Regions from separate parts of the Homo sapiens genome. Here region 2 is linked to region 1. A link is a contact called in ENCODE Hi-C data. All regions are on one chromosome and are shown on one strand. Each heading gives the region's core, a stretch centred on a gene start or an enhancer-like site at or near the end of the contact. The rest is flanking DNA. Distances are from core to core; before and after follow the strand shown.

Region 1 (5,911 bases), core at 1,423-3,922:
ATAGGATAATTTTTTAAAAACATGAACTGGCATTTTGGTACAAGCAATTGGTAAAGTCGGTAACACCAAAATAGTTTTTTGATTAAAAACAAGAAAGTTGACCATGCTGTACGGATTCTCTTACTGACAGCTACTTCCCTACAGGTTTTCGCATCTCCAATTTCTAGCACTGTCAAAGAGAAAAAGATTAGGTGTAACTACAAATTAGCAACTATCAGGAAGAGAGAAAGCCCGCATAAGAGGTAATACCTAGTCACCAACAGTGACCATTCTAGACCAAGGTTGGTTATCCCCGGATGACTCGCTGGACAGGCTGTAAATGGAGTCCTGAGTCTAGTCAGAGTGGTGCTGGTGGCTCCACAGAAAGGAGGAAGAGCCAAGAAAGAAAATGGCTGGATAAACGGAATCTGCAAAGTAAGGTAGGGAATGGGCACTTTTAGGAGCTGAGAAGTGAACTAGGTTAGGCAGTCAAAATGGCTTGATGTAAGTCAAGAATTACAAGCTAAGCTTCCTTATTCAAGAGGAAAACATTGTCTAGAGCCGTACCACCCTGAAAGTGCTCGATCTCCTCAAAAGAAAACATCAACCACCCACACAAATAAATGCCACTGTCAACAAAACCACCAAATCAACCGTGCTGACGTACATACGTCATCAGAGTGTTTCTCCAGACACTATCCCTTTACCACGAAAGAGCAAACGGTGACAAAAGTTTCTGTAGAAACCAAACTCCTGGAGCACTTTTATAATGTCCACTTATCTAAGAACCACCACAATACAGAACTTTAAAGAGAGAAATCAACAATATGTTCTCACTTAAAATGCGCTGGATGTCATGACCCACCCCACTAACGTCCTGGCTAAATGATGAAAGGACGTTCAGCCTTTTCCTTCCTTTTTCATTTTCTCTTTAAGGAAACACTGATAGTTCCTAAAATAAGCACCATTAGGAAGAGAATACTTAAGTTCACTCATTTGACATTCCCACAAAATCAGTACCTGAAAGCAAGCTACCTACCACAAAATAAGCACCATTATGAGAATACATAAGTTCACTCACCGGATATTCCTACAACGTCAGCACCTGCAAGCATGCTACCTACGACTTAAGCAACCCCTAAGTACGGGAAGATGTTTAAAAACCAAAGTTAACTCGAAATTTTATGGATTAGAAAATGTATGTCTACTAGCTACGGTCAGAAAGACACGTGAGAACTATTAAATTATAACAAATGCTCAAGTGTCTGAAGAAATAGACTGAACTACTGATGCACGAACACAGTGAGTTATTCCAAGCAATCTGAATAAGGTCAACGATTTTACAGCAATGAAAATTCTCTAAACGTGTCGCTGACAAAGGATAAAAGTGTAAGCTTCACTTTAAAAAGACACAAATCAATATAGTCTCCTATCACACATTAAGTGAGGAATCCTAACTTTGTGGCACTTTGTAAACTTTAGAAGCGTACACAATGCTAAGGGTAAAACAGATCTTGGTATTGATAGCCAAGTTTCTGCCCGATCACAAGGCTGCAATGCATCTTGGGATTCCTTCAGGACGGTTGGGGGCCACGGACAGTTTAAACCGTAATTACAGTTTCAATAGTAGAAAACGCAGCAGAAGACGCTCTCTCGGCTGGGCCTAAGGTGAAAGGAAAACTCGGCCATTCGTCCTCCCCAACTCCTGGGATCTCTAAACGCCCACCCAAATGACTCCTGGCTCCATCTGTCCTCATTCTGCGCCTCGTGGCAGGGATCCGCCGCGGCCCCCACTCCGTTCCATACGGTTCCCATCTCAAGTGGGTAACTGCGGACTCCAGAGCAGGGCAGGGGCGCGGAGGGGCGGCACTCGGGTCCGGGTCTTTGGGCGCGCTGCCCGCTGTCCGCTCCCCGCCCGGCCACCGCCGCGGGCCGCCCCGCGAAGGCCGGCTCCCGGGCTCGGGGCGCCCCACCCAGGCAGACGGCGCCACTGTCAGCGCCCCACGTGCCGACCGGGCCCCAGGGCCGCGCGCCCCCGGACCGCACCCCTACGCCATGTGGGCTCCGGCGCCCGGCCGGACTTCCTCCCGCGTCCCGGGCCTTTACCCGCACGGCCTCCCGCGCCGCTGCCGGCTCCGTGGTTATTGGCGGCGCCGCCAACTGGGGGTGGCGGCGCTGCCGGGCCCCGCAGGAAGGACGGCACGAACTCGGCGGCGTGGACGTTGGGCACGAAGGGCTTGGCGTTGACGTTGAGTTGCCGGCTGAAGGCCGCGCTGAGGTTCTCCCGCTGGGCCTCGGCCGCCGCCGCCAGGGAGCCGCCGCCGCCGCAAGGGCCCGGCCCGGGGGCTTCCATGTCCGCCTGGTCCCAGCAGTCAGGCGCCGAGTCGCTGCTGCTGCTGCCGCTGCTGCTCCCGCCGCCGCCGCCGCCGCCGCCGCCGCCGCCACTGCCCGGATCCATGATCGGGGGGGCCGTGTGTGTGGTGGACAGAGAGCGGGAAATGGAGGCAGGGGCGCCCGGCCGGAGAGGAGTGGGCAACGCTGACTGAGGGAAGGCGGCGGGGCAGAAGGGCCGGGAGCTAGCGACAAAGATCCCCGGCGTCGCCGCGGCAGCAGCTCCAGTCCCGACTCCACACTCGCGACGACGACAGAGGCGGCGGCGGCGGCAGCTCAACCCTCCTCCTCGTGTGTGTGAGCGGATCTCCTCCCACCCAACCACCTCCGACGGCCTCACAGCCAACCCCACCCCCGGCGCGGATTGACCCCTCGCCGCCACCCGTACCTTCGCCTCGGTAGTTCTCTGTTCTGGCCGCCCCCGTTTCCGGCTATTTAGCGCGGCGGGAGGTGGAACTACAAGTTCCGGCAGCGCCCGCGCTACCCCGCTGCGGTTTTCCCGGGGGCCGACGGGAGTCGAAGTTCAGGGACAGGGCGCAACCGGAAGCGGCTCCGGCTCCCGGCAGGCAACGCGAGGAGGCGGAGGTCTGGTGGCCGCTCGGCGGCCCCACCTGTCACCTGGTGGGGGGGCAGCGGCAGGCCCTGGTTGGTGCAGCTCTGTGCTGGGCCGAAGACCGAGAGTATTTTAGCCCATAGGAGGGGTCCACTCTGGCCTGCTGGACACAGGCTGGGGGAAAACGGACAGCATCTATAACATGGGGAAGAAAAATACACTCAGCTCCCGAAAATTCTTGTACTCTCTTTTCACCACCTTTCCTGCGTTCTCTGCCTCACAGTCTCCGTACCTTATTCTCTCTCCACCTTCTTTCTCCTCACCCCCAGCCAGATTTTGCCCTTCATTTCAAAGCCGGTGCAGATTGCAAAGCTGATTTCATTTTATGTAATCATTTCGTGGAAGAAACAATAAAACCGTGAGATATTCCGGCTTAAAACTGCAGTGTGGCTCATAAAGCGCTGGGGCCCAGGCTCTGCCCAGGCAGAAGGGATTGTTAACTGGAAAATTTCAATGACTCACCGTTTGTTTGACTAGTCATATAAAGCCTTCACCCAAATTTTTCCATCCTTTCCTCCTCCCCGCCAAAGGGTTTGCAAATTAAACAGAGGATTGCCGTATTCCATGGTGTATCCGGCTTACCTAACAGGGTTATTTTGGTGAGTCTAGCTTCCTTATGCACCATTACGTGAAGTGGTTTCCTTTTGAATGGTCTGATTTGCTCAAGAATTCCCATAGTACTTTTCATCGACTGCATCTTACACTTACAGATTAGGTAAACCTGGGAAAAGAACAAAAGCAAACGAGAAATACTTAAGAGTTCGCATTTAGGCCCTTCATGAAGTAGGAAAAAATGTTGCTCTGAGTACCTGTTAAGCTTTCCTGTAATTCACCCATGTGGAGCCCAAGACAGAGAAAAACATATTGTTAGTATTTTTCTGAAAGGAGTCTAGACAGGGTGCAACTAATCTGCCTAGAAATTACAGACTAAAGAAGCACATACATAGAATAGATGTTTCTGAACAACCTTAGGTTGTTAAAAAAAAAAAAAACCTAACAAAATCCAGATCTAGATCTGTATTTTAATTTTCTTTTTTCTTTTTTTTGAGACGGAGTCTTGCTCTGTAGCCCAGGCTGGAGTGCAGTGGCGCGATGTCGGCTCGCTGCAAGCCCGCCTCCCGGGTTCACAACATTCTCCTGCCTCAGTCTCCGGAGTAGCTGGGACTAGAGGCGCCCGCCATCACGCCCGGCTAATTTTTTTTGTATTGTTATTAGAGACGAGGTTTACACCGTGTTAGACAGGATGGTCTGGATCTCCTGACCTCGTGATCCGCTCGTCTCGGCCTCCCAAAGTGCTGGGATTACAGGCGTGAGCCACCGCGCCCGGCCGATCTGTATTTTAATTTTAAACATCTGTATTGTAAAGATAAAAGAGAACTCAGCCTAATGAGATAGGTCAAAAACGAAGCTGTCAAGTATTTTTCAAAAGAGTCCTAGGCTACAGTAATTTGAATTTAATATTAAACTACCAAGCTTTAGGGATTAAAAAAACACATACCGGCCAGGCGCAGTGGCTCACACCTGTAATCTCAGCAATTTGGGAGGCCGAGGCAGATGGATCACGTGAGGTCAGGAGTTCGAGACCAGCCTGGCCAACGTGGTGGAACCCCCGTCTCTACTAAAAATACAAGTTAGGCCGGGCGCGGTGGCTCACGCCTGTAATCCCAGCACTTTGGGAGGCCAAGGTGGGCGGATCACGAGATCAGGAGATTGAGACCATCCTGGCTAACACGGTGAAACCCTGTCTCTACTGAAAATACAAAAAATTAGCCGGGCGTGGTGTGCGGGCGTCTGTATTGCCAGCTACTCAGGAGGCTGAGGCAGGAGAATGGCGTGAAACCAGGAGGCGGAGCCTGCAGTGAGCCGAGATCGCGCCACTGCACTCCAGCTTGAGCGACAAAGCGAGACTCTGTCTCAAAAAACAAACAAAAAAAGCGATCCACCTGCCTCAGCTTCCCAAAGTGCTGGGCTTATCGGTGTGAGCCACCACACCCGGCAGAGTTTGCCTCTGCTTAATAGGAAGTTTTGGTTATAGCCTATTATTATACCTGAAGACCTCACTGAATCATACTTAACAATGTCCATTTTAAAGTTGGTATTAAGTGACTGTCAGATTTACAGAGAACTTAACAACTGTTATGAAAATTAGAACTTCATTTATGCGAGACCTGTATTGCTATTGAATAAAAGATTTTCATCTTATATTCACAAGAAAAAATACAATGTGTTCTAAATGAAATGCCTTCTCTTTCCAGATTTTCACTCCCCACCCACCCACCCCTAAGAAAATGTCAACACAATCAGCTGACTCAAATAATGAACTACACATCCTTCTCTAAGCATTTTGTCTTTGAATACTACTCTCCTCCATGTAGCACTCCTACAGCACTGAATGATCACTTTCTCATAGGTTAGTTCTTCACATCTAATTGAATTAGCAGAGTTTCCTTCTGCCTGGTACTTTTTCTAGGGACAAAGGCAGAAACTGCTCAGACTGCTGCTTAGAAAAGCAGTTGATGTCATTAATTTCCTTGTCTCTGAATAGGATAATTATGGATATTCAGGAAAAAATCCACTCCATTGGTTTTCCAAAGCTTTGACCTGCCAAACAGAGCTCCAGCGGAAAAGGGAAAAGTCTTTCTTGTTAGTTGTGCTAAGTTGTGTGTAAGTTGTGCGACTTGAGGGCAGGGTCTTACCTTAATCTTCTTTACATTTCCACTGCCTAGTGTAATGCCCGGTGTATAAAAGGTGCTTAATCAATTTAGCTGGGATGATACTGTCCTTTGATACTCATTTAAGACTGCTGACACATAGGGCTAATAATTTTATTTATTTATTTATTTTTTAAATAACTTGAGACTCTTGAGACAGAGTCTCGCTCTGTCGCCCAGGCTAGAGTGCAGTGGTATGATCTCAGCTCACTGCAAC
Region 2 (5,911 bases), core at 3,412-5,911, 7.6 Mb after region 1:
GGGAAAGATTCCAGTCCTGCCTTGGGGTAGGTGAAAGGAGGGCAGGAGAGATTCTGTTTCCCAAGGCCTGCTCCTAAGGCCTAGGATGCCTAACAAAATACTGTAGCAAGGGCTGAGAGTTATGAGCCAGGAACCATGGATGAAAACCTATATATGTGTGTGTATGTGCATATATATATATATATATATATATACATACACAATACTTAATAGATTACAATATAGTGTAAACATAACTTTTATATGCACTGGGAAACCAAAAAATTTGTGACTCCCTTTATTACTATATTTGCTTTATTGACTATTTACTCAGGTCTGGAACTGAACTTGCAATATCTCCTATATATACTAATATGTGAATTAGAACCAGGGATTCATCTTTTTATCTCAATTACTGGAATAACATAGAAGTACTGGTAAAGCTGGCCAGGCAGTGGCTCATGCCTGTGATCCCAGCACTTTGCCTGTAATCCCAGCACTCTGTAATCCACTGAGGCAGGTGGATCACTTGAGGTCAGGAGTTTGAGACCAGCCTTGCCAACATGGCAAAACACCATCTCTACTAAAAACAAAAAACAAAAATTAGCTGGGAGTGGAGGAGTACATCTGTAATCTTAGCTACTTGGGAGCCTGAGGCACAAGAATCGCTTCAACCTGGGAGGTGGAAGTTGCAGTGAGTTGAGATCGCCCCACTGCACTCAAACCTGGGTGACAGAGAGAGACCCTGTCTCAAAAATAAATAAATAAATAAAATTATTGGTAAAGTCGAATGTATACATACATATATACATTTCTGACAGTGCTAGAATTTCTGGTAGATTATAAATGAGATATAGAAGGAAAAACTTGATAAATGTGAGTTGAGTGTATTCCAAAAACAGATACACTACTATAAACAGTGGCAAAGGAATGAAATTACACCCACAGTACATTCTCCACATGGGCCAGAGTGCAGCTTTAAAAGTATAAATCTTGGCCGGGCACGGTGGCTCATGCCTGTAATCGCAGCTACTCGGGAGGTTGAGGCAGTAGAATCACTTGAACCTGGGATACAGAGGTTGCAGTGAGCTGGGGTTGCGCCGATGCACTGTAGCCTGGGAGACAGTGAGACTTCGTTTAAAAAAAAAGAAAAAAAAAAAGAAAAAAAAAGGAAATGAGGGAGGCCAGGCATGATGGCTCATGCCTGTAATCCTAGTACCTTGGGAGGCCGAGGCGGGTGGATCACTTTGAGGCCAGGAGTTTGAGACCAGTCTGGCCAACATAGCAGAACCCCATCTCTACTAAAAATACAAAAATTAGCTGGGCGTGGTGGCACACGCCTGTAATCCCAGCTACTCCGGAGGCTGAGGCACGAGAATCGCTTGAACACGGGAGGCAGGGGTTGCAGTGCGTGGAGATTGCACCACTGCCCTCCAGCCTGGGTAAAAGAGTGAGACTCTGTAAAGTAAAAAAAAAAAAAAGAAGAAGAAGGAAGGAAGAAGAGAGAGAAAAATAAAAAAGAAGAGAATCAGATATATTTACACAGATGCAAAAGTGCCTAATCCACTGAAAAGCCCTCTCTGTAAGCTGTCATTATTATGAAGCTAGGAGAATGCCAAGAGCTGGGAGGTATCAAAAGTTTCAGGAGTGCCTTGTGAAAAGGAGGGGGCAGAAACTGATGTGAGTCCAGCTGCCAGGGTTGTGCGAGTGCGAATGTGTGTGTCTGGGGAAAAGGTGATAAGGAAATGACTCAAGTGATTTACAAGACAAGCAAACGTATGTCTTGTGAAGGGTGATCTATTTAGACTAACCTCAATTACTGACCAAGAACCTATTTGACCTGACCCATTTTCTACTTCATTCACACACCAGTCTTTGTTCTCTTCCTTGAAGTCAGGCCACACACTGCCTCTTCTGTTACCTGAACACCCCTATATTATTCCCATCTCAGGACCTTCTGCACCTGCCTGGCTCCTTATAATTCCGGTTTCTGTTCAAATGTTGCTTCTTCGGAGACGATTTCTCTTGACTATTCCATCTAAATAAAATAGCGTAACTCTTTCCTTCGAGTTCCCCCGATTTCTTCATTGCACCTTTCACTCTCTTAAAGTTATCTCATTTATGTGTTTACTTGTTTAAGGCTTGCCTCCCCCATTCCGATGTACACTCTGTAAACCAGGGACACTTTTGACCTTGTTCCTGGCTGTATGTAACCTTAGCGTCAGGCGCACAGAAACTATATACATATCTGCTGTCTTCTGTAAATATAAAACCTCAAGTCCGGAGATCCCTAGACACTGGGAGCGATCAAGGGCCGGGAGTGTGCCTTGTGGACGAATGAGGAAGTGGGAAGGCCGTCCTGAGAAGATCGGGGAACCCTGGGAAGGAAAAGTAGAAGTCCGAGCTCTCGGGAGGACCGAGGGGCGCGAACGTGGGGGTCTCACCTGCCGAATGGCCGCCAGCGTGTTCTCGGGCGCGTCGTGGCTGCCGCCACGGTGGGCGATGGCAGAAATGCGGTCCCGGGGCTTGAGCACCTGCAGGGCCCTGCAAGAGGGCACCGGCTCAAAGCTGAAGACGCGCAGTAGAACGAAGAGGCTGCCGGTGAGGAGGCAGGCATTGACCGGGCTCCGCGTCACCAGCAGCAGCACTAGCAGCAGGAAGGAGAAAGGGCCCAGGAGGCCGCCCTGGTCCTCCCACAGCCACATGCCGGCGCCCGCACCGGCACGGACGGGAGTCCCGGACCCGCCGGGCTCCTGGGGCAGTAGAACGAGAAGCGAGGGGGAGGGTCCAAGGCACCGGCAGCAGCAGGAACCCTCTGAGGGGACCAGCGCCGCACAATGGCGGCAGCAGACACATCCAGAGAGGGAGTCGGCCGCCCAGCCAATCAGGGATCGGGATTCGCAGCGCCAGTGGGCGGAGCCGCTCCATGGCAACGGGGGAGGGCCCAGGCCCCAGGCCCCAGGCTCACGTTCCAAATCTAAGGTGGGTTAGGGTTTTCCGAGGTCTGAACTTCAACCTGGGCGTTCAGACTCCTAGGCGAGAAAAGGAGGGATAAGAACCATCCTAAAGCTGTAGGACTGGAAGGGATTTTAGTGACTCCTTTATCTGCCCTTGAGGAAACTGAATTCCAGGGAACCTGGAGAGGCAGGATGCTTAGACTATCAATTCAATTCAATTCAATTCAGTTCAGTTCAGTTCAATTCAAGATGTGCCAAATACCGGTCCAGGTGCTCCGGACACAGTTGAACAGGACCTACAGGGTTTTTGCTCTTATGGGATTCACATTCTTGTGGGAGGAAATAAAAGTTAGCAAGTACACCTAACGTTTACAGAGCACTTACCATGTCCCAGGTACTTGACGAGCAAACACTTTATATGCTTATCTCATTCTCAATACAGCCTAACAGTTACTATCAGGAGACTGATTTCAATCGACTTTATTTTCCAGATTCTGGGGGACTGGAAGAGCCTAGCAAAGAAGGCACAATCGGATTATAAAACTGGAAGGGGTTTTAAGGATTCCCTTATTTCATAGATGCGGAAACTGAGGATAGGTGAATTAAGCAGTTAATGGCAGGGTGGGGACTGACATAAAGGCCTCCCCAGTGATTTGTGACATTTTCACTCCTCCTCCCCCTAATCTTACTTCTGCTAAGGGCTTTTGTACCAGGCACTGTACAGGAGTTACCTCAACTGTGCCTCACAACCACCCTTGTGATAGGCACTTTTAAAACCCCCATTTTACATATGCAAAAACAGGCACTGGAAGGAGGGTAAGAGAGATAGACCATGAAGCCGAGTTAGGGAGTGAAAAGGGGCCCCTGGACATATTTTGGAGGGCTGGTAACATTTTTATGTAGAGAACTTTGCAAAAATATTCAGGGATTTTTCTGTTACCTTTTTTTCCTTTAGTGCATTTTCCCACTGATTTGCAAAAGGGGATAGATGTCTTAAGCCTTCCAGTTGGCATCTAGGATTCAGCCTTTTTTTTTTTTTCTTTCAGACAGTCTCACTCTATCGCCCAGGTTGGAATGCAGTGGTGCAATCATGGCTCACTGCAACGTCGACCTCCTGGGCTCAAGCGATCTTCCGACCTCAGCCTCCCGAGTAGCTGGGATCACAGGCTCGCGCCACCCCACCCGGCTAACGTTTAAAATTTTTGTAGAGATGCCGTCTCCCTTTGTTGCCCAGGCTGATCTCGAACTCCTGGGCTCAAGCGATCCTTCCGCCTCGGCTTCCAAAATGTTGGAATTATAGGCGTAAGCCATCACGCCCGGTGGGTTCAGCAAGTTTTTACCTACAAGAAAATATTTTGGTGAATGTTACATGTTTTCTAACGGCTGCATAGAAAGGGGTTATCTTTATACAGATAAGAAAAAAATGGCAACTTCAAGGAACACTTCAGGGGGCTTCAGACCCTGAGGGGTGTTCCTATTCTACTAAATAAGTAAATTTATTAATAAATTCTAGTCTCTAGCTTGCAAGGAAGACTACGTTTCCCGGCGTGCAGCGTGCTGGCCGTAAGCATTACGTCCTCCATCGCGGGCGCGCAATGCACCTCGGGGATGGTAGTGTTCTGGTGGCCCAACGGTTTTAACAGCCCGGGAATCAACCACCGGAAGTGCCGGCCCTGAGAGGTGGAGTCGGGGTGGCAGCGGCGGCGGTTGCCAGGAGCCCGCGTTGCAGCCTGAGATCCGTAATATGGCGGGGAGGAGGAGGAGAAGGCGGCGGCGGACCGAGCTGCGCTCTGTCAGTACCATTTGAGCCATTCGCTTCCTGACAAGGCCCGTGGCGAGGGGAGAGGAGCTGAAGGGGCCGTGGGGGATCAGGTGTGTGCATGAGGAGGGGGCTTGAGCCTTGACGGGTCCGGGCTGAGAGGTGGTCTGGCGAGGCGAAATTGGCGCCCTGAGAAGCTGAGGGCGGGCTCTGTGCTGGGCTCCCGGGCCTCGAGCCCCCTGGAAAGGCGCCGGCTGTTGGGAGGCGGGACCCCGGGGGCAGCCAGCACCGGGCGCTGAGGTGATGCTCCGATGCTGGCCCCGCCTGGAGGGCCCTCGGTTTGGAGTCTTAAATCGGAGGAGCTGGAGGAGGTGGGCATGGGGCGCTGGGGAGAGGGCAGGGGGCCGTCCCTGGTGAATAAAACTCGGGCCAGAGCCGGAGAACCCCATCGTGGTGATCAAATTGTTTGGGCCGTTTTTCTTCTCCCTCCCACGGTGCTGGAGAGGGAGGCTTCCCCGGGGTGTGCATTGGCCATTTATGAGCCCCTGTTTCCACAACCAAGGCCCTAGGAGCGCTGCTTACTTCGCCTTTGCCACTCTGGGGCATAAACTTGAGGATAATAAAGTAATCGATTGCCCCTGGAGCTGCTAGATGGTTCCCACCCTTTGATTCTATTCTGGTTACGATCCAAGCTCCCTACCCCCAGTTTAGGCAAATGGCAGCCATCTCGAGATTGATTTGACGGGGAGAGGTCTAGGGACAGGGAAATGAGGAAGCCGTTGTCCCCTTTTCTATATTTTTCAGTTTCATTTGAAACCTACGGGGAACCAAGCACTGTCGCTGCCCTCCAGGAATTCATACTCTACTGCTAAAAATCGTCATCATCATTATCCTCTTAATAAGAAAAGCAGTCCCCATTATTTGTTGCTTTCTGCGTGTTCTGCACTACGTTAATTGCCCTACATGCATTAGCTCATTGAATTCTTACAACATTCCTTTGAGACGGATACCGTGATCATCCCTCTTTTACAGAGGACGAAACAGGTGTGGGGATGGTAACTGGCTTGCCAAGAACTTGCAGCTAGTACGCATCTGAATAAGAAATCTTCCCCTTTACCGCTTTTACAAGAAGTTTGCGTCTTTGGCGGAACTGATGGGCAAAGAAACACTAGGTTCTGCAAAAAAAAAGCAGGATCTGTTCTGTGTTACTTTTACC

What was found. Hi-C counts contacts between places; a loop is a spot of excess contacts on that map. Pooled maps may share reads with other maps.
Region 2: a map of naive thymus-derived CD4-positive, alpha-beta T cell shows a loop between it and region 1 (22-fold over the local background). The contact joins the promoter of CCP110 here to the promoter of GSPT1 in region 1. A Hi-C loop is called at or near these places in 1 of 168 maps with a recorded cell type or tissue (naive thymus-derived CD4-positive, alpha-beta T cell), 1 of 37 single-sample maps with no recorded cell type and 6 of 50 pooled maps.

What each region holds. Positions count from the first base shown.
Region 1 is chr16:11,913,284-11,919,194 of GRCh38, forward strand. It overlaps GSPT1 (G1 to S phase transition 1), which reads right to left and starts at 2,673. Exons shown (of 15, transcript NM_002094.4): 1 at 2,086-2,673. The coding sequence starts at 2,437. RefSeq lists silencers at 1,803-1,852, 1,893-2,132, 2,223-2,292, 3,003-3,062 and enhancers at 2,117-3,054, 2,663-2,812, 4,113-4,613.
Region 2 is chr16:19,519,281-19,525,191 of GRCh38, forward strand. CCP110 (centriolar coiled-coil protein 110) reads left to right here and starts at 4,662. Exons shown (of 14, transcript NM_001323572.2): 1 at 4,662-4,808. GDE1 (glycerophosphodiester phosphodiesterase 1) reads right to left here and starts at 2,818. Exons shown (of 6, transcript NM_016641.4): 1 at 2,424-2,818. The coding sequence starts at 2,684. RefSeq lists enhancers at 2,100-2,159, 2,285-3,019, 2,330-2,499 and a silencer at 2,610-2,779.